Linked DNA regions of Mus musculus: region 2 is linked to region 1. A link is a contact called in ENCODE Hi-C or POLR2A ChIA-PET data. All regions are on one chromosome and are shown on one strand. Each heading gives the region's core, a stretch centred on a gene start or an enhancer-like site at or near the end of the contact. The rest is flanking DNA. Distances are from core to core; before and after follow the strand shown. Region 1 holds the start of Nxnl2 (nucleoredoxin-like 2). Region 2 holds the start of S1pr3 (sphingosine-1-phosphate receptor 3).

What was found. Hi-C counts contacts between places; a loop is a spot of excess contacts on that map. ChIA-PET counts read pairs that join two places held with the same protein, here RNA polymerase II (POLR2A).
Region 2: a loop to region 1 is called in a map of T-helper 17 cell, with 2.3 times the contacts of the local background. The contact joins the promoter of S1pr3 here to the promoter of Nxnl2 in region 1. A Hi-C loop is called at or near these places in 8 of 37 maps with a recorded cell type or tissue (CH12.LX, CH12F3, Patski and 4 more). POLR2A ChIA-PET finds 5 or more read pairs at or near these places in 1 of 5 experiments (embryonic stem cell).

The regions. Positions count from the first base shown.
Region 1 is chr13:51,169,440-51,172,398 of GRCm38, forward strand. Nxnl2 (nucleoredoxin-like 2) reads left to right here and starts at 1,586. Exons shown (of 2, transcript NM_029173.4): 1 at 1,586-2,185. The coding sequence starts at 1,884.
Region 2 is chr13:51,406,878-51,410,160 of GRCm38, forward strand. It overlaps S1pr3 (sphingosine-1-phosphate receptor 3), which reads left to right and starts at 1,741. Exons shown (of 2, transcript NM_010101.4): 1 at 1,741-2,068. The region is part of intron 1 of Gm32834 (a long non-coding RNA gene); the gene reads right to left.

The DNA of each region.
Region 1 (2,959 bases), core at 336-2,835:
GCTCTGAGAGGGGACCAGTCAAGTTGGGCACCCAGGCAATGTAGAGTCCCATCACCCCTGCAGATGATAGGCTGCCTCTGCGGGAGGGCAGCTGAAGGCTTCCAAAATCAGGCTGGACAGACATTCCATGGTGTCTGTTGAATAAGCTGACACTTGGCAGGTGCATAGGGGAAAACCACTCTTTAGCAGTTGATATGGGGATAGAAAAGTGACTACCGGTGAATGTGACAGGGTCGAGGGATTTAGTCCACCCCCACAGGGGAAAGGCAGGCGTAGCTCACTTACTGGAGATGAACAGGTCCTTGGAGGAATACACATGAGATAGAGGAGGCTCAGGCAGTTTGTCTGGGAATTGTGAAAGTCTCTGTCGATGGCAGTTCAGTTCTCTCGGCAAACCTGCCTTGAGGGCACAACGGGGAAGCACAGAGAAACCTCTCCTCGGTTTGCTGTTTTCAGAGTGCTTAGAACTCCAAACAACCAGCGCACCAAAGTGGCATGATCTGGGATCCTATATGCTGGTTTCCGTCACCGCCTCTAAGTTTCAATAATTTCCTACAACCTTTTTGCAATATGTTTTATTTATTCTTACTTTATGTGTATGAATGCGTTGCCCGCATTGTACCATATGTGTGCCTGGTGCCCTTAGAAGCCAGAAGAGGGTGTGTGATCCCTTAGAACTGGAGTTTCAGAAGTTTTGTAAGCCACCTTGAGGGTGCTGACAAAAGAACACGCGTCCTCGGCAAGAGCCACCAGCCAGCGCTCTTAATGACTCAGCCATCTTTCCAGATCCTACTCTTTAATTTTTAAAATACTGCTCTTGAGGGTTAGTTATCTAGATCCCTAAGGTTTTGGGTGTGCCGGTACACGCTGACCCACAAGAGTGCCTCCTCCAGCTTGGCAGGGAGCTGAAACTTTCTTACTGTAAAAACTTCTGGACCGTCACAGCGCCTGCGTATCTTTAGCACTCTGGCTCTCCTCCGTCAACGTTGAGATCTGCCCTCAATTTTCTTCCAGAACTCCAGGATATGGGCGGTGGAGGTATACATCCGGAACACAAGAGCCCAGGCTCCCCATAGCCTGCCTATTTCGATTAGAGGTAGAAGAACCCTTTAGCTTCCTCAACCCTTTTCAGAGGCCCTAAGCAGACACAACAGCTTCGGGGGTGGGGGGTGGGGGTGGGGGCTCCAGGCTCAATGAGGGAATGCTTTTCTGGATTGGGAGGGCGGATTGGAGATGGCCAGCTGGAGCCAGGAAAGCTGTAAGGCTTATCTAGGGCTGGAAGATTCTCCAAGGGAGGGTGAGGGGCGTGGCGTGGATGGAGGAGTAGGGGCAGTGGGCGGGGCAGAACCCTGGTGAGTCTAGGCTCTTTTGGGTGAGGTGGGGAGGGGCTGGTGGGCGGAACAGAACTCCGGTCCGCAGAACAGAGCAGGAGTGGATTAGGTGGTGTGGAACTGGGCCCGTGGGGTGGGATGGGGGCGTGGACCCGAACAAGCCTCGGATGTCCGGACTAGTTGTGGGTGAGCGAGACAGGATGCCGGTGGGCGGGGCGCAGGTGGAGCGGGGCAGGGCTCTGGTGGATGTTAAGGACTCTGGTGGGTAGAGAGGGTTTGCAAGGCAGGATAAAATAGAGGGTGGGAGAGGTTGATGGCGTGGCTCTGCTTTTTGGTGCGGGGCACCCAGCTGTCATCGCTGCTGTCGCAGCTTCTGGAGTGGCCACTGTGCTCTCTCCTCCCTTCGGCTCAAGGTGAGCTGTTCCAGCAGAAGGCGGGGCTGAGAGGCGCCTAGTGCTGCGGGAGGCTCAGTGTCATCTTCCAGCTAACAGGTGGCCGTGCAGCCCAGGGCTCGTCTCTCCACTGTGTCCTCTTCACGCCGAGCTCGTGGCGATGGTGGACGTGCTGGGCGGGCGGCGCCTGGTGACCCGGGAGGGCACGGTGGTGGAGGCCGAGGTGGCGCTGCAGAACAAGGTGGTAGCTTTGTACTTTGCGGCGGGCCGGTGCTCGCCCAGCCGCGACTTCACGCCGCTGCTCTGCGACTTCTACACGGAGCTGGTGAGCGAGGCGCGGCGGCCCGCTCCCTTCGAGGTGGTTTTCGTGTCGGCAGACGGCAGTGCGGAGGAGATGTTGGACTTCATGCGCGAGCTGCACGGCTCCTGGCTGGCATTGCCCTTCCACGACCCCTACCGGCAGTGAGTGGGGACCCAGGGGTCATGGGGCTGGCGCTCTGGCTCCCCCAGGACTGCACCTGTACCGTGCTATTGTTTCAGAGCCCTTAACTTTCTATCTGGCCTTTTTTGCTGTTCAGATCTCAATGTGGGCCAATTCCCCCGAATCTTGGTTTCAGCATCCACGGGGCTCCGGTCTGCCAGCGTTTTCTGCCTTTTACGATTGGAGTGTCAGGAATTCACATGTCTCAGGAGCCCCAGGACTGGTACTGATGCTGGCTGGCATCCCTTAGCTAGGCTCCTTGATCAGTGGGCAGAAGGAAGGGTGGGAAGCCACCCTCCTGACGCTGTGGATCCCCGCCTTATCCACAGAGCTGAGTTGGGGGGAGCGGATGTACCCCGGGAGAAGTGGGGAGGGCCTCATAGCGCTCATAGCGGGAAGAGCTAGGTCAAATATTAGCTAGCCATCTCTGCGACTTATTTTTACCTACAGCAATGGAGTTCCCTAACTACAGATGTTAGAGCAGGCAGGGCTTGAGAGTTTCAGGAGAAGAAGCAATAAAGGGTGAGAGGTGGGTATGGAAGAGTCCAGATGGAGATCTCATAACACACGTCCCCCAGACCTGCCCGCTTCTAGGACAGATGTCAGTTCCTGGGTATCCTTTAACTCTGGGTCCTGGCTTTGTTATCCAAGTTGCGATGCTACCGGTGAATCCTTTCTGGAAAACGAAGCAAAGCCAACTTTGAGATGTCCCATGGATTCATAATAACTAGAAGCCCCCTTATTCTCTCTCTGTG
Region 2 (3,283 bases), core at 491-2,990, 240 kb after region 1:
ATCAGCCAGCAACACCCAAGGGAAGATGCATTTGGAGAAATCTGCCTGTAGCGGGCTCTATGGACCTAGAGACCCACTGAGAGCTGAGTATCTGAGCTTTAAAGCCCAGATACAGAACAGCAGGAGGGGTAAGGTCACTAGCATGGTCCACAGAAGAAAGGTCTCCATCACAGCAGACAGGGGAGGGGCCTCCATCACAGCAGTGAGAGCTAGAGCCTCCATCAGAACAGACATCACAACAAGGAACAAGACAGGGAGAAGGAGGCCTGGACTGGGAAGATGGCTGCTTCTGGTTAGGAAACTTGGAGGGAAAAGAAACCTCATTGAAAGACAGGTTTCAGGGATACCACAGGGATGCTGTGGGTGGAATCACTCTTAGGAAAGACTGTCATTAGCAGTAAGAGCCCTGGTACCTCTCAGGCTGTGGGAGTCTGGTGTCTGAGGCTGGAGGAGCTGTCATAGAGAGACTCAGGGTCACCCTCTTCTATCCAGAGGACCATTTACCCGGGGAATGGAGAGACAGATGCTGTATAAAACACACCTCCAGCAGCCGGGGCAGTGATGGTGACACAGTGAGAAACAGCTAGAGCACCAGGCCTTTTTGTGGGGTTAGACATAGCGACCAAGAAACTGTTGTTACCCTGGCCTCAGGAAGTGGCTGCAGAAACAGCTACAGAAGCATCTTCAACTGTGGCCACCTCTGCTTTCTTTAACTGGATGCTGTAGGAGTCAAGTATACAGAGACACGCCCATTCTCACTGCACTTGGGGAGAGAACTAGCTTTCCCCAGCTGTGTCCAAGACACTAGGCAAATTTGGGAGGCTAGGCAGTAGGACCAGAGCTCAGGAGAATCGCGCTGCTACTGAGCAGCCAAGGCAGCTGGAGCTCTGCAGCCTGGCTCCTGTGACCCGGAGGGCTTGTGCGTCTCACCAGACAACAGAGAAGGCCAAGACCGGCCAAGAGCTGCCTTTACATGCCAGATGAATCCCAAGAAAGCGGTAAATTCATCTTCTGTAGGCAAGAAAGCCCCAGAGAAAAGGTAGCAGGGACCTGGAACCCTGCCTGCTCGGGAATTTAGCTGCGGTCTGCTTCCTCTCCCCTCTCCTTCCCCAAGCTGGTCTGGAGATCTTTTGCATTTCCTTTGTAACTGACAATTGTGCCTGCGGTTCCCCCCAAAGATTCTCATTTCTCCCCACATGGCCGGTGAGGCTTGCCCAGAGCGCAGGAGTAGACTGGGTACAGTTAACTAAGGTAGACAAGACACAGGAGTCAGGACCTGAAATGCACAAGAGGCTGGGGTCCCTGCCTTCAGCTCCGAAAGGGATGGGGGCAGGGGCAGGAGTCCAAAGGGGCAGGGGGCTTAGCTTACCAGCTCAAGCTGGTAGTCGGTTGATTTCAGGTTAAAGATAGTATAGTTAACACTGGTCACCTCAAGGTGAGTAACAGTATTAATAAGAATCCGCTCAAATCCTTCTGGACACTTAGGTAGATATCTACCCAAGCCCAGTTCTGCACCCGGTTAGGTATCTGCAGCTGCTGGGTTCTGGAGCACTTAAAATTAGCAGGATAGACGCAGAACCTTGGAGTCAGAGTATAGGTTTGGGGGTGGGGGTAGATGATCGGCAGAGGAATAGGGGCAGAGGGATACAGAGGGTTGAAGAGCCCCAGCCCGAGTCCCAGAGTCCAGACAGCGCGGATGCAGAGAAGTAATCCAGAGACTGGGCGGGGACGTAGCCCGAGGCGGGGACGTGGCTGGGAACCAGGGCGTATCTGGGGACCAGCCCGCGAAGCTCTGAAGCTTGGGTTAGGGGCGGCAGGAGGCGGGGTGAGTTTGGGCCCCGCCCCGGAGGGCAGTGGCAAAAGTTTGCCTTCGGATTCTCTGGGGCAGAGTCTGGGAGAACAAGTTCAGGGGCAGGCGACAAGGTCCGGGTGCTGAGCAAGGTGGCTGGACAAGCCTAGCGGGAGAGAAACCTGAGGCCACGAGCGACCTCCGGAGGAGCCCCTAGACGGGAGTCTTAGCTGAGACACGGCAGCATGCAACCAGCCCAGATGCGCCTTGCAGAACGAGGTGAGCGGCGGGACCGGATCCCGGGGTTGCACAGACCAGAGTCGCGGGTTGAGCGCCTGGGGGTTCACCCGAACCCCCTTTTTGGATAAAATTTCAACCAAGTCGGGGCACCAGAGTGACTTGGGCTCGCGAGTGCCTCGCTTCGGCCACCCCCTCCTGTTCATATCCCGGAGAACAGGACATAACCGCCTGTTGGAGCTGGTGGAGAGGTATAGGGTTCCTTTAAATAACAACCAGGGCTTTCTAAATGTGTTTGTAAACTCGGAGCAGAGTGAGCAGGCTGTCCAAGGGAAAGATTCTTGCTTTACTTGGCTAATTAAGAAGTTAGACAATCTTAGGAGAAGAAAACCTGGGCACTGGGAACGGCTGTGGGTTTTCCCTCTGGGAGAAAGCAAATGATTCTTTTAAGTTTTATTAGTGACAAAATTCCAGTTTTCTTAGCACTTCTCAAACTAGGCAATTAGGAGTGTCAGGCCTGGAGCTAGAAGACAAGGTGCCAGCAAAGTGATAATGAGAGAGAAGATTGGTGTGTCATATGTTCTTAACTGAAATAGAAGAAAGGGAAGGGTGACCATTAACCATGTGCCTGTACATGGTCTCTGCGTCCCTGTCTCTCCAGCCTTTAACAATCCTGACACCATGTTCCTTAGATTTGATGTAAAAGGGGGTTTCTCGTCAGCTGTTTAAAGGGAATCCTTTGCTTTAAACAAACACCTCTTCTTCTTGACACCCCCTCCTCCAAAGCCTCCAGAGTCACTCATTCTAAGGTCTGCAGCCAGAAGTCTCTGGTATTGCATATCACCACCTACAAAAATGTATCTATTCAAAGTTCCATCCTTTATAGACGAAAACCAAGCAGACAGGGAGGGCCAAGAGAATATAATTCCTAGAAAGTGGAGCAAGGGGTTGCATACCTCAGGTAAAGGCCTGGCAAGTTGTGGCTGTGGTCAGGGCTGTTTGGTTGAGGTGGTGGTGGTGGTGGTGGTGGTGGTGGTGGTGGTGGTGGTGGTGGTGGTGGTGGTGGTGGTGTGTGTGCCTGTGCGCAGGCGCTCTGTTTGGGTAGCTGTGGAGGAATCTAGATCTGTAAGCTTCTTAAGGGGGTGCAGAGCTCAGTGCTTGGGGGAGTATTGTGTGGCCATATACCTTCACATCAGATCTTTCCATCAGCAGACTGGCAGATGCTCTCATCTGGTCAGTGTCAGTCTGCCCACATAC